2 separate regions of the Homo sapiens genome follow, and region 2 is linked to region 1. The links are chromatin contacts, found by Hi-C or POLR2A ChIA-PET in ENCODE. All regions are on one chromosome and are shown on one strand. Each heading gives the region's core, a stretch centred on a gene start or an enhancer-like site at or near the end of the contact. The rest is flanking DNA. Distances are from core to core; before and after follow the strand shown.

Evidence for each region. Hi-C counts contacts between places; a loop is a spot of excess contacts on that map. ChIA-PET counts read pairs that join two places held with the same protein, here RNA polymerase II (POLR2A). Pooled maps may share reads with other maps.
Region 2: a loop to region 1 is called in a map with no recorded cell type, with 4 times the contacts of the local background. The contact joins the enhancer-like site here to the promoter of CYSLTR2 in region 1. A Hi-C loop is called at or near these places in 1 of 168 maps with a recorded cell type or tissue (B cell), 10 of 37 single-sample maps with no recorded cell type and 7 of 50 pooled maps. POLR2A ChIA-PET finds 5 or more read pairs at or near these places in 1 of 52 experiments (T-cell).

Annotation. Positions count from the first base shown.
Region 1 is chr13:48,649,346-48,656,239 of GRCh38, forward strand. CYSLTR2 (cysteinyl leukotriene receptor 2) reads left to right here and starts at 4,584. Exons shown (of 5, transcript NM_001308476.3): 1 at 4,584-4,672.
Region 2 is chr13:48,123,763-48,130,033 of GRCh38, forward strand. It overlaps LOC105370198 (a long non-coding RNA gene), which reads right to left. Exons shown (of 6, transcript XR_007063792.1): 5 at 5,860-6,012. Among named protein-coding and RNA genes, the nearest start is that of MED4, 32 kb to the left of the region's middle. Within about 2 kb of position 3,394, at least 21 of the 41 ENCODE cell types and tissues checked have a DNase peak (open chromatin) inside an H3K27ac peak, as active enhancers do.

The sequences.
Region 1 (6,894 bases), core at 3,334-5,833:
CCTGAATTTTGGGTTCCCTTGGTTGGAGAAGGGAAATGTAGATGTGTTCCCTAGGACTACCATAACAAAGTACTGCAAACTTGATGGCTTAAATTAAAGCAACAGAAATTCATTCTCTCACAGTTCTGGAGGGCAGAAGTCAGAAATCAAGATGCCAGCAGGGCTGCACTCCCTCTTCTGAAGGCTCTAGGGGGAGTCTTTCATTGATTTACCAGTTCTAGTGGCTCCAGGTGTTCCTTGGCTTATAGCTGCATCACTTTAATCATTTTACATGGCCTTCTCCCCTGTGTGAGCTTGTTGACACTCCTTTGTCGTCTCTCTTACAAGGATACATGTAATTGTATTTTGGGCTCACCTGGATAATGAAAAATAAACTCGTTGCCTCAAGATCCTTAATTAACCACCATTTGTGCCACATAAGGTCACATTTACAGAATCCAGGATTTGAATATGGGCATGTCTTTGGTGCCAATGTGTAGCCCACTACACTACGTAATTCTTTTCTCTGTCTTATCACAGAACAGGCTCTCTTACACATAAAGTTGGTTGCTTTCTAAATTCCATGAGGTTTCAAGTTTGTTTCCATTGTTCCCCTTTCTTTCTTTTTTTTTTTTTTGAGATGGAGTTTCGCTCTTGTTGCCCAGGCTGAGGAGCTCAACGGTATAATCTCAGCTCGCCGCAACTTTCACCTCCCAGGTTCAAACGATTCTCCTGCCTCAGCATCCCAAGTAGCTGGGATTACAGGCACCTGCCACCATGCCCAGCTAATTTTTGTATTTTTAGTAGAGATAGGGTTTCACCATGTTGGCCAGGCTGGTCTTGAACTCCTGACCTCGTCATCTGCCCACTTCGGCCTCCCAAAGTGCTGGGATTACAGGCGTGAGCCACTGCGCCCAGCCTGTTCTTCCACTTTCTTAATGACCTAAATAGAAACATGATTCACGCTGACTTCTTCCTTTGTATTTAACCTTGCACTATGAAAACAAACTACTGTCTCTGATGCCTTAGTAACTTAATAGTGCTTCTGATCTTTTGAAAATCACAGGTTTGTGCTTATAGGAATATATCCTCTAGACTCAAGCTTATGTCTCTAAAAGTCTAACTAAAGGCCTTGTGGCTGGTACATTACTGTAATCAGCAAGAAACTGGCCCTGATTCTCTTAAACTCACTTTGTTCAACTGAGAACAAACTTGGAAGTCTCCTACAAAACTGGAGTTGATTCTCATCTCTTGATTACTTCTGCAGGCCTTTGAAAGTTCCGGAGAAGTTCTCTGTGTGCCATATACATTAAACACGCTTCCATGTTTTCCTTTAAATCATCAAGAGCAGCACATAGGATAATGTGTTTATTCCTTTCTCTGCTCCCTAGGATTATCTTCTTTTTAAAGTCATCGACCCTTTCCCTATCTACTCTAAATGAATGATTTCTTGCTCCATCCTGACAAATCCGGTTAAAATGACATTGCATCTCTTTATATCATCTGTCCAAATTGTACAAAGAAAGAGTGTCTAATGGGCACTCTCCAGCAAATTTACTGCCTATGGAGTGCTTAGAGATCCCAGGCTGTCCTAAAAATAAAAGAAAGTCTTGAATAGGTTTCTCCTTTCTCTGAGGTTTACAGATTCAGAAGCAGGGAGTAGGGAGAAAGCATTTCCCTCATTATCTTTCTAATACTCTTGAAACATATTCTGCTCCTTGAAAACCTAATATTCAAAAGTTAGCTCTCGGAGTGTAGGATCGATTTTTTTTCACTGTTTATTTTATTTTAAAGTTTTTAATTTTTTTTATTTTTATTTTTATTTTTTATTTTTTGGAGACAGAGTCTCACTCTGTCACCCAGGCTGGAGTGCAGTGGCACGATCTCAGTTCACTGCAACCTGCGCCTCCCGGGTTCAAGCAATTCCCTGCCTTAGCCTCCCAAGTAGCTGGGATTACAGGTGCCTGTCACCACGCCAGGCTAATTTTTGTGTTTTTAGTAGAGACGGGGTTTCACCATCTTGGCCAGGCTGGTCTCGAACTCCTGACCTCGTGATCCACCCGCCTCAGCCCACCAAAGTGCTGGGATTAGGCATGAGCCTTTTTTTTTTTTTTCTGAGGCAGTCTTGCTCTGTCACCCAGGCTGGAGTGCAGTGGTGTGATCCCAGCTCACTGCAGCCACAACATCCCCAGCTCAAGCAATCCTTCCACTTTAGCTTCCTGAGTAGCTGAGACTATAGGCACATGCCACCATGTCCAGCTAATTTTTGTATTTTTTTTTTTAGAGATGGGGTCTCCCTGTGTCACTCAGACTGCTTTCAGTCTGTTCTGGACTCGAGATCTTCCTGCCTCAGCCTCCCAAAGTGCTAGGGTTATAGGGGTGAGCCACTCCATCCAGCCCACTTTATTCATTTTAATGAGATGAACATTAGTCAATTAATTGGGCTTTTTGGCTCACTGCAACCTCCACCTTCCGGGTTCAAATGATTTTCCTGCCTCAGCCTCCCAAGTAGCTGGGACTACTGGCGCGTGCCACCATGCCTGGCTAATTTTTGTATTTTTAGTAGAGACAGGGTTTCACCATATTGGCTAGGCTGGTCTCCAACTCCCGACCTCGTGATCTGCCCACTTTGGCCTCCCAAAGTGCTGGGATTACAGGCGTGAGGTCACTGCGCCTGGCCAATTGGGCTTTTATTGGAGAAGAATGAATATCTATAGTGACTGCTTGTAGAATGAAATGTTGTTTCAAGCTTTTTGCCCCCTAAAGATGAGAATGGTAATATAACATTTGTGTACTGTGAGTTCTAATTGGGATAAATAAAATACTAGAAATAGAATCCCAGACCCAGGAAGAACCTTGTCTTCAGAGGAGCAACCTTGGTCCCAGCCCCTTCTCCACAGCTGCATGAAGAAGCTGCACAGAAAACCACTCACCCTCACCCCTAGAAAGTACTCTTCCCAGCCCCTAGTAACCACTATTCTACTCTCCACTTCTATAGGATCAAATTTTTTAGCTTCCACATGTGAGTGAGAACATGCAGTATTTATCTTTCTATGCCTGGCTTAGTTCACTTAACATAATGTCTCCCAAGCTCATCCATGTTGCCACAAATGACAAATTTTGTTCTTTTTAAATCAGTAAATAGTATTCAATTGTGAATATATACCACATTTTTCATCCATCTTTCTGTTGATGAACATTTCGGGTGATCCATATTTTGGCTATTGTGAATAGTGCTACAGTAAACATGAGAGTGCAGAGATCTCAACAAGATTCAGTAACCTTACTACTGAGTATATATCCAAAGTATTTTATTCATTTTGATGCTATTATAAATGGAATAGTTTCCTTAGTTTCCATTTTTGGATTGTTTATTGTTAGTGTATATAAATGCAACTGATTTTTGTGTATTGATTTCCTGTCCTGCAACTTTGCTCAATTTGCTTGCTTATTAGTTCTATTGGGGTTTTGTGTGTGTGTGTGTGCATGGTATCTTCAGGTTTTTCTACATATAAGATTTTATCATTTGCAAACAGACAAAATTTTACTTATTTATTTCCAATTTGGATCCCTTTTACTTATTTTTCTTGCTTAATGTTACTGCAGCTTTCTATGCAGGAAACGAGGATTTGAACAGTGATGGAGAGATGAGTAATGGTTCGATTTGGAACATATTTTATGGGCAGAACAAATGGAACTTGTTGGCTCAGAAGTGGGTGGTGGAAGAAAGAGGGAAGTTAAAAGTGACTTCTAGGTTTATGGATGGATGAACTGGCTAAATTATTGTGGTGCCATTTGCTTAGACAGGGTAGATGGGGGGATGCAGGACTAAGAGAGGAAGAGAAAAGCTCCACCTGGGCCACATTAAATTTGGCCATGATTGTGGATCAGATAGGTAAAAGCAAGAGAAGGAGGGAAGAAGTCAGAACACAGACCTCTGGGGAAAGCTCACACGTAGAAAAGGGGTGGAAGAAGAGGCATCAGAAAGAGAGGCAAAGAAGAGCAATCTGAGGGGTAGAAAAAGAACCAGGAAAGTCAGAGAAAAAAGGGAAAAGTTTCAGGAAAGTGGCAATGGTCAACTATGCAAACAAGAGGGGAAGGAAGGTGAGGACTGAGAAAGGATTTTTTATGTAAGCAACAAGGAGGTTTTTGGTGACCTCTGACAGAACATTTTCAGCAGACTGGATAAGGTCTCTGCCTGAGTGCAAGTGAGCTGAAAATGCAAGTGAGTGAGGGAAGTGCTTTAAAAAAGTCTAAAGTGCTATGTGTGTAAGGCAATGTTGCTATTTCTGTTGCCATGGAAACAGAAACCATTTAGGAGAACTAAAAGCCACTTAAAATTCCTGACTCTAACCCATCATATCCGCTTGATCTCTTGAGAAAGATAATGACAAAAAACCAGTCATTAGAGGGGCAGGGCAATTTTAGGTTTCTTCTTTTTAGACATAGCCCCTAACTGGAAATTTTCACCCTTCTTGAGAAGGGAGCTTGCACTAACATCTACAATGGCTTCTAAAAAGCACAGATGACCTGCTACACTTCCTGACTTGCTTGCTATTGGTTGGCACTGTTCATAAATATAATTTGCTCTTTCACTTTTCTTTGAAATGAGCAACCTGAATTACTCGGAGGAGAAAGGCAGGAGAGATAGAGGCAGCAGAAGCCAGGGCAGCTGAAAGACAGAGACCTTCAGGTGGGCATTTTAATCTTTGTTTTGTTAATTCAGTGTTGAGCATCATGACTTGATGATCACATAATAGTCAGAGGAGTAATTTTTTAAAAGTAAATTTGTTTTGTTCTACTATAAATGTTATTTTCCTATCATGTACATGGTAGTTTAAAAAATACTGTGGAAGTATAAAAATGTTGAAAGAAGCCAAATTCTCCACCAAAATAGCCTCTATTGATATTTTGGGGATCGTCCCTTTGTGTGTGTGTGTGTGTGTGTGTGTGTGTGTGTGTGTGTGTGTGTGTGTGTGTGAGTGTGTGTGTGTGTGTGTGTATGCACATATAACTTTAGTTTTCATAGTTGCGTCCCTACACTATGGACAAGTTTGTATTCATTTCCTCCATATCAGTCTATGGTTTTTCCATGTTGCTGTGAATTCTTTGTAATCATAAATTAAAGCTGCTGCATATTATTGCATTGAGGAACTTTACTATACTTCCTCCATTTTTGGCTGTTATCCTCTTTTTCATAGTTTGGGTCCTTCTATTATATAAGATATATTTTTTCCATTCAGTGTCTTGTTTTAGGGGTAGAAGAAGTTAAATCTGAGCACATATATTTCAATGGTTTTGCTCAGAGGCACAATGAGAATGAAAGAGTATGTGAGATCATGAGCATATAATCTGTTCCTTACCCCACTGGGACCCTAATCAGTGTTTCTCAACCCTGGCTGCACATCTGGCCAGAATCACCCGACTCTGAGGAGATTAGAAAATTACCCCTAGAATAACTGAAGCTTAACTTTTGGAGATCAGTGAGTCATCTGCAGTATTTTATCTTGTTTTCCAGAAACTTCTCAGGTGGTTCTAATGGGTGGTCAGCATAAAAACAGATGACCTAGGTCATTCAAAATATTTTTCTGTCTCTGAAATATACCTGAGAGTAATATGTATTAGGAGAAAGGGAGGTATAATTTAAGGCAAGCCAACCAAATCTCCCTTTCAACACTACATAAATAATGCAAATTATAAAATAATTTGTGGGAAACATAAGACTTCTAGAAATTTCTATCATCTACTCAGCCACATAAACTCTTGAGATAAGAATCTACTTGTGTTTCGATTTACTAATGTTTTAAAGAGATGGATTTGTTTCCAGTGCTTCGGTGGTTAAAAGTTAGAGAAGTTGAGGCTCAAGTGTGTTCTAAATGTATCTGAATCACGCCCATATCTGCTAGAATCTACCAAGGCAGCCAGGCTTCCTTTTAAAACTCTTCAAGATTAAACACAAGGTGGGCATTTAATAGCTGGCCAGTTCACTAACACACTGTGGGCACAGCGAAGATCGATGGGATTGGATTTGGAGGCAGAAGGTGGCTCACTCTGGCTTTCAGGAGCCACATAGACATGGCATTTACCTTCTCTGGACCTCATATCCTCAGGAGGAAAGTGGATAGAGTTTATGCCAGGGCTGCGTTCTGGTTTCTCCCATCAGGGACTGAAAACAGAGCCACAGCGCCTAAACCACACTGAAGCATTTGCTGTTGCACTCAGCCTGCTACAGGCTAGGAATCATCCCAATGAGACCAACAGCATGTTAATCTAATTTCTTCTTGTTTTGACTCAGTGGAGAACACCTGTTTAGTACCTTCTTTAATGAATGTAAACATTCACATAGTACTTTACTATTTACAAAACATGTTTACAGGCATCAGTTCATTTGATCCACATACTAGCCTTAAGAACTGGAGGATGTAATTCTTATTTTAAAGATGGTAAAGATGAGACCAAGAGAACATAGGATCTTTCCCAGGTGGAACCAGAACTGGTCCAATCTGGTTGAGCCCAGGGCACATGGTCCTTTCTTACAACTTAAATAATAGCTATTGTGGGAAATTGGTTAAACAAATTTCATAATGTTTATATAATTGGCTATTCTGTATCCAGTTAAATGATGACATTGATGTTGTTAGTTGGCAAAGAAAGGTGATCATGACACGAAATAAGAAAAAAGCAAGATACAAACAGCATTATAAGTGTGCTCATTTTTGTTCAAAAATATTTGTATATATTTCAAGAAAGATAAAAAAACCATATATGCAAAATTTTAGCTATGTCTGGTTGGTGGTAAAGTTCATTATTTAAGTTTATTTCAGCTTGTATTACATTGTAATTTTTTTTTACCATGAATGTGTACTACTTGTGTAATAAAAATAAATAGAATTGTTCATGTGTTTCTGGTTGGCT
Region 2 (6,271 bases), core at 2,144-4,643, 530 kb before region 1:
TAAGGAAAAGGCTATTTAGGTGAAATCGTGCTATGATATTTTGCTATGTCCAATCTATGATAAGGTCTTTGAAGGCCTATTATTGAGATGTGAAGTGTAAGGAAGCCAGTAGTCATTGAAAATTGCATTTCACGTAGAAACGTGCATCGCATTTGCTGAGGACATGAGTACCAGGGCTGGTGCTCTGAGCATGCCAGCGCTTGTTTACATGGGGCTGAAGGATGGCTTCCTCACTCGAACTACAAGGGCTGCCCCACCCTGCACTGGACTCAATGGAAGGAAGGGCGGGGTTGGCACAAAAAGTTTTGACAATACTCCAGTTCTTTGCACCCCAAATATTTACTGAAACAGTCGGATAATTCTTTAGGGAGACCAGGCCTAACACTACAAAAGGTGGCAAAGAGCCAGGAGGAGAAAAAAATGCTCCCGTTTGGTAAGGTTGTGTTTATTTTTGCCTGTAATAAATGCAGAAACAACAATACAGAAATACAGAAATTGTCCTACACACACCCTCTTCAAACTGATCACGCATTTGAAAATTTAGCTTCAGGGAAACCAGCCACTGCAGCTTCTATTCAGGCATTCCTGGTCCTGCAGGCAGCTGTTTCCTCTGCTTGGAATAGTGTCTCTTCTCACTGAAGCCCACCTTTCTTCTGATTCCTCTGCAGTCTTCTCCACATCCCACTGCCTGTATTAAGCCTCTCCCAGTTGTCCCAGCCCACAGTAATCTCTCTGTTCTTGGGCCTCCTACAGCACTCACTTGGCAAGTGTGGTGGCATTTATCTGCTTGTCCACTCAGCTCCTCTCCTTACCACTGGACCTTACACGGAATAGTCAACCTTCACTACATACGCCTACAAACAATGACAAGTTATTATAGTATAGTGGTTTAGGTGCACCATTGTCAAGTTCATGTTTGTGTGATTTGTAAACTCAAATGAAGAAGTTGGGCCAGGCGCGAATGCTCAGGCCTGTAATCCCAGCATTTTGGGAGGCCGAGGTGGGTGGATCACAAGAGGTCAGGAGTTCAAGGCCAGCCTGGCCAACATGATGAAACCCCATCTCTACCAAAAGTACAAAAAATTAGCCAGGCATAGTGGTGGGCACCTGTAATCCCAGCTACTCGGGAGGCTGAGACACGAGAATCACTTGAACCTGAGAGGCAGAGGTTGCAGTGAGCCAAGATCACACCACTTTACTCCAGCCTGGGTGACAGAGCGAGATTCCATCACTCACAAACACACACACACACACCCATTAAAAAAAAAAAAGTTTTCCTTTGTTACTTTTGAAATGTAGTAAATCCCTAATGTGTAATCATTTTCAAACATCATGGATTTTGTTAGGAGGCATAAGAAACAGCACGTGGGCTAGGCACCGTGGCTCATGCCTGTAATCCCAGCGATTTGGGAGGCCGAGGCAGGTGGATCACGAAGTCAGGAGTTCAAGACCAGCCTGGCCAACACAGTGAAACCCCATGTCTACTAAAAATACAAAAAATTAGTCGGGCGTGGTACCAGGCGCCTGTAATCCCAGCTACTCAGGAGGCTGAGGCAGGAGAATTGCTTGAACCCGGGAGGCAGATGTTGCAGTGAGCTGAGACCATGCCACTGCACTCCAGCCTGGGTGACAGAGTGAGACTCCATCTCAAAAAAAAAAAAAGAAAAGAAAAGAAAAGAAAGAGCACCTGGCAGATATGGGTAGAGAGATGAAGAACTAACTGAAGAGAATGAGAAGAGCAAGGAACTGGTTCACACAGTGCGAGCCCCATTGGTGTGCTTTACGTGGTCTGCTTCACTTGGGATTTTCTTGTGTTTGTTTGTTTTTTTTTTGTTGTTGTTTTTTTTTTGTTTTTTTTTTTTGTAGAGACAAGGTGTTGCTAAGTTTTGCCCAGGCTGGTCTTGAACACCTAGCCTTGAGCAATCCTCCCAAGGCCTTCTATCTTGGGTTTAACACTGAAAGTCCTAGGCAACCCCTCAGGCAAACCAGAAAGGTGGGTCACCCTACCAGGTGGCCAGTAAGCATCTTGACAAGAAGGAAATAACGTTTTAAGTCATGAACAGAGCCCTCTTTACTTTCTTTCACTTCAAATTCCAGTGCCTCGGCCTCTCCAAGGACATTCCACTCTCCTATAACAAGCCGAGGAGCAGGCAAAAATGCCCAGGGACTAAGCAGGAGTCCTGGGTTTATTAAACTCTCTCCACTTCAGAAGCAATGCCAGGCCCATTAGGACAACTGGTGAAGGGAAAAAGCTTAAACATAGTTCTCACAAACAGAAACGAAAGGGAATATTCTGAACTGGAAACAGTGACCTTTATGGCATTATTCCAAAAGGAAAGTCAAAGGCAGAGCCTCAGGAAGGCAAATGTCCAGGATCCACAGGAACTCTGACTTATGCGGAACATTCCACACGAGGCCTGCTAATTACAGCGCTGGAGCATCTGTTTTGATAATGTTCTTTGAAATCAACTCAACCCTGAGAATGTGTGCAAATAGACGAAAAAGAAGACTGGACTGTATGACTATGAATACATTTTGGATATTGTAGCATGTAGAAGAACGAAGTAGTACATTAGGAGCATCAAAAATATACATCACTTTTTTTTTTTTTTTTTTGAGACTGAGTCTTGCTCTTGTCACCCAGGCTGGAGTGCAATGGCACGATGTCGGCTCACTGCAACCTCCGTCTCCTGGGTTCAAGCTGTTCTCCTGCCTCAGCCTCCCAAGCAGCTGGGATTACAGGCTCCCTCCACCATGCCCGGCTAATTTTTATATTTTTAGTAGAGACGGGGCTTCGCCATGTTGGCCAGGCTGGTCTCGAACTCCTGACCTCATGATCCACCCGCCTCGACCTCCCAATGTGCTGGGATTACAGGCGTGAGCCACCGCACCCAGCCACATATTTTATATTGTGTGCATTTCACAGAACAGACACATTTGAAAAAATGAAATGGGCCTGAAATAAGCATAACAATAACAACATCATTAATAATGTCATGCACAAAACTAATTAGGGCTATAGAGTTTGTGTAGTAATGGGGATTTTTTTTCCATAATAAAATGATAAAGCTAAGGATTTTAATATGTGTAATGTATAACACAGTAATTCTGAACAAAAAAGCATAATAGGAATATTGGAAATTCTAATGCTTGTTTCTCTGTATGTAATGCAGGAATAAAACTGAGTTAGTTTATACAGACTTCTGTGACCAAGAATGCTCCTGTGTACCCTGGTACAAGTGTAAGTAGGTAACTTGGCTGGGAGTTGAAATTTAGGGGATGTGGTGCAGAGATATAATTTTACCACCAGGGGGTGTTCTTTCCTCTTCCGGAATGTTGATGAGTTTATGTAATCACAAACTAACCCTAAACCAGCCCCACTAAAAATGGGCCAGGCCAGATCCCAGGAAATGGGATTAACTTACATCATTCACACAAATTCCCTCTTGCCCTTCCATTTTAGAGACTGTTGAGTTTTCCTTCAGTTGAGAGAATCATGCTGGCAGCAAGCCAATCTACATGAACTGTCGAAAACAGATTACACCCCTCCTGCTGATCAAAACAGGAGAATGATGACTTAAGAAGTTAGTGCAGGTAGCTATTTCTGATTATCCCCGGGGAGCAGGAGTTTCAAGTAAGCAAGAACTCAGCAGTTAGAAAGCAAACATCGAAAGGGTCTGAGGGGTAGAAAAGTCTCCTGCTTGAATTTTGATCTAAGCTGATTTACAACTGAAAAAGGTTGATGCCTCATTAAAGACCAGAAAAGCCTAGGAAAATTACCAGAGAGATTTTGACAGCTTCCAGAGTCAGCCAGGGAATCTGTCCCAGCCCATTAGTATAACCAAGTTTAGAAAGCAAGGCCTTGGAGAGGTGCCCCAGGGAGATGCCCAAGGGAGTCCGTCTGAACCCAGCCAAATGCTTACTCTTGAAAAAGGAAGACTTTGTCCCCTCTGTCAGCTTAGTGCCAGAAGCTCTGTCAGGGAGAAAGGCTGTGAAGCTAAGAAATATGGGATATTAGGTCACCTGCTCAACTGAAGCAAGTTCAACAAATTCAAACTTTGAGTCAATACATTATTTCCCCTTTTAATGCCCAAAAGTAATACTTGCTCATTGCTAAAACCAACAATACAGAGGCTAAAGTAAAAATCAAAGGACTGTCCTCTCATGACCAGCCCACTCTCCTCAGCCCCACTTACCAGAAATACTCACAGTTGAGAATTTGCTTATATTTTTCGGGGTTTCCTTTTTCCCATGCATTATTTCTGCAAAATGGATCAGTCTATCTGTCTGGCTCTCCATCTATTCATTCTATGCATCTATTAATCACCCATTTGGTTTGGTTTGGTTTTTGCCAAAAAGATATATATATAAAAAATATATATCATATTATATATAATATATATCATATAATATATTATATATGATATATATTCTTTTGTGTAAGTTTTTTATTTAATTGAAATGAAACTTCATTTCAATTTAATGAAGCCGACTTTTCCAAATCAGATCCATTCTTTCTTATAGTGACACAATATTCCATTGTATGGATGGTCCATAACTTTACTAAGCCAGTGCCCTACTGACGAACATTTGTGCTAGTCCCAGTTTCTTTTTCTATTACAAGAATGCTATAATAAAATTCTTAATTAAAAGATGTGGTTATTAATGGATGTGTTGTGTTAAGGATCAGACATTGTGCTAAGCCCTCTACGGGATATTAGGATGAATAAAATATGTTTCCTGCCATCTTGGAGTTTACTCTTTTGTATGGGAGAACTATTAAAAAAAATTGACATTGCAAGGTGCAGTGGCTAACGCCTGTAATCCCAGCACTTTGGGAGGCCAAGGCAGGCAGATCACTTGATCAGGAGTTTGACACCAGCCTGGCCAACATGGCAAAACCCTGTCTCTACTAAAAATACAAAAATTAGCTGGGCGTTGTGACACATGCCTGTAATCCCAGCTACTTGGGAGGCTGAGGCAGGAGAATCACTTGAACCCAGGAGACAGAGGTTGCAGTGAGCCGAGATTGAGCCACTGCACTCCAGCCTAGGCGACAGAGCAAGACCAGTCTCAAAAAAAAAAAAAAAAAAAAAAAAAAAAAAAAAAAAAAAAAAAAAATATATATATATATATATATATATATATATATATATATATAAAATGTAAGAAAAATGATTTACATACTAAATAGTTGGATTAATTATAACATATCTGCCCAGGGAGTAGAAAGTTAGGTGCTACCAATTCTGACAGTTGGAATTAGGGAAGATTTCACTGAATTGACTTCATCTCTGTAGGGATTTGCTTTAGTCTGTTTGATGTGGGGCAGTTGAGGTGGAAGCTTGTACTCTTAACAAAGTCATCCTGTTCACCATGCACTGAGGCAAGGAGCTCTACAGTTTTTGCTATTTGAATTTCCTCTAAAAATAATTTCATAAAGATCTGGGAATGATTTGTCCTTCTTTTTTCTTTTTTTTGAGATGGAGGTCTCACTATGTTGCCCAGGCTAGTCTCAAACTCCTGGGCTCAAGCGATCCCTGCCTCAGCCTCCTGTGAGATGACAGGCACATGCCACTGTGCTCGGCTCTTGCTTTGTCTTCTTCTAAACTTGTTTCACTGAGTTTAGTCTACAGCTTTGTCTGATAATCTTAAAACTCATTACAAATATTCAACATGGCACCGCTCCTTGCTCTGTCCCAAAATGTTCTGGGTAAATGTCTGATCTCCAAATCAAGTATGCCATAAATTGTTGAATTAGTATTGTTATATCTGGTGTGACTGTCTAGAGAAAGCCATTTTATCAGTACATGGAATCTAACAGTATGATTTTGAAAGAAAACATATGAAACAACTCACCTGTGATAGCAAATCTCTTTGAGTCAGAACCTTCCCAGCAATCATGTAAACATACTGGAAGATGAGTTTTTATTTTTAAGCAATCTTAATTAGCAGGTCTCTTTCTTATTAACATCTTCAAAGGGCTTTCAGCTCCTCCCTAGATGAAAGGTCCTGTGTAAGGACAAATTATTAGTATGCTCACAAAATACACACACTAAATGCAGGAAAAGTGCAAACGGTTTAACTCCACAGCCTGCAATGCTCTTGAGATGCTTTGATCTGCCAGGATAGCCATCAATTATTCTATATCCTTTACTCTTTAAATGCATGCATCAAAGCATGTTCATGCCCACCCTTGTAAATCCAGTTGTTTATTTCAAAATAGTTCTTCTGAATTAACCCTTGTTTCCTTTTTCCTTTGTTGAGAGCT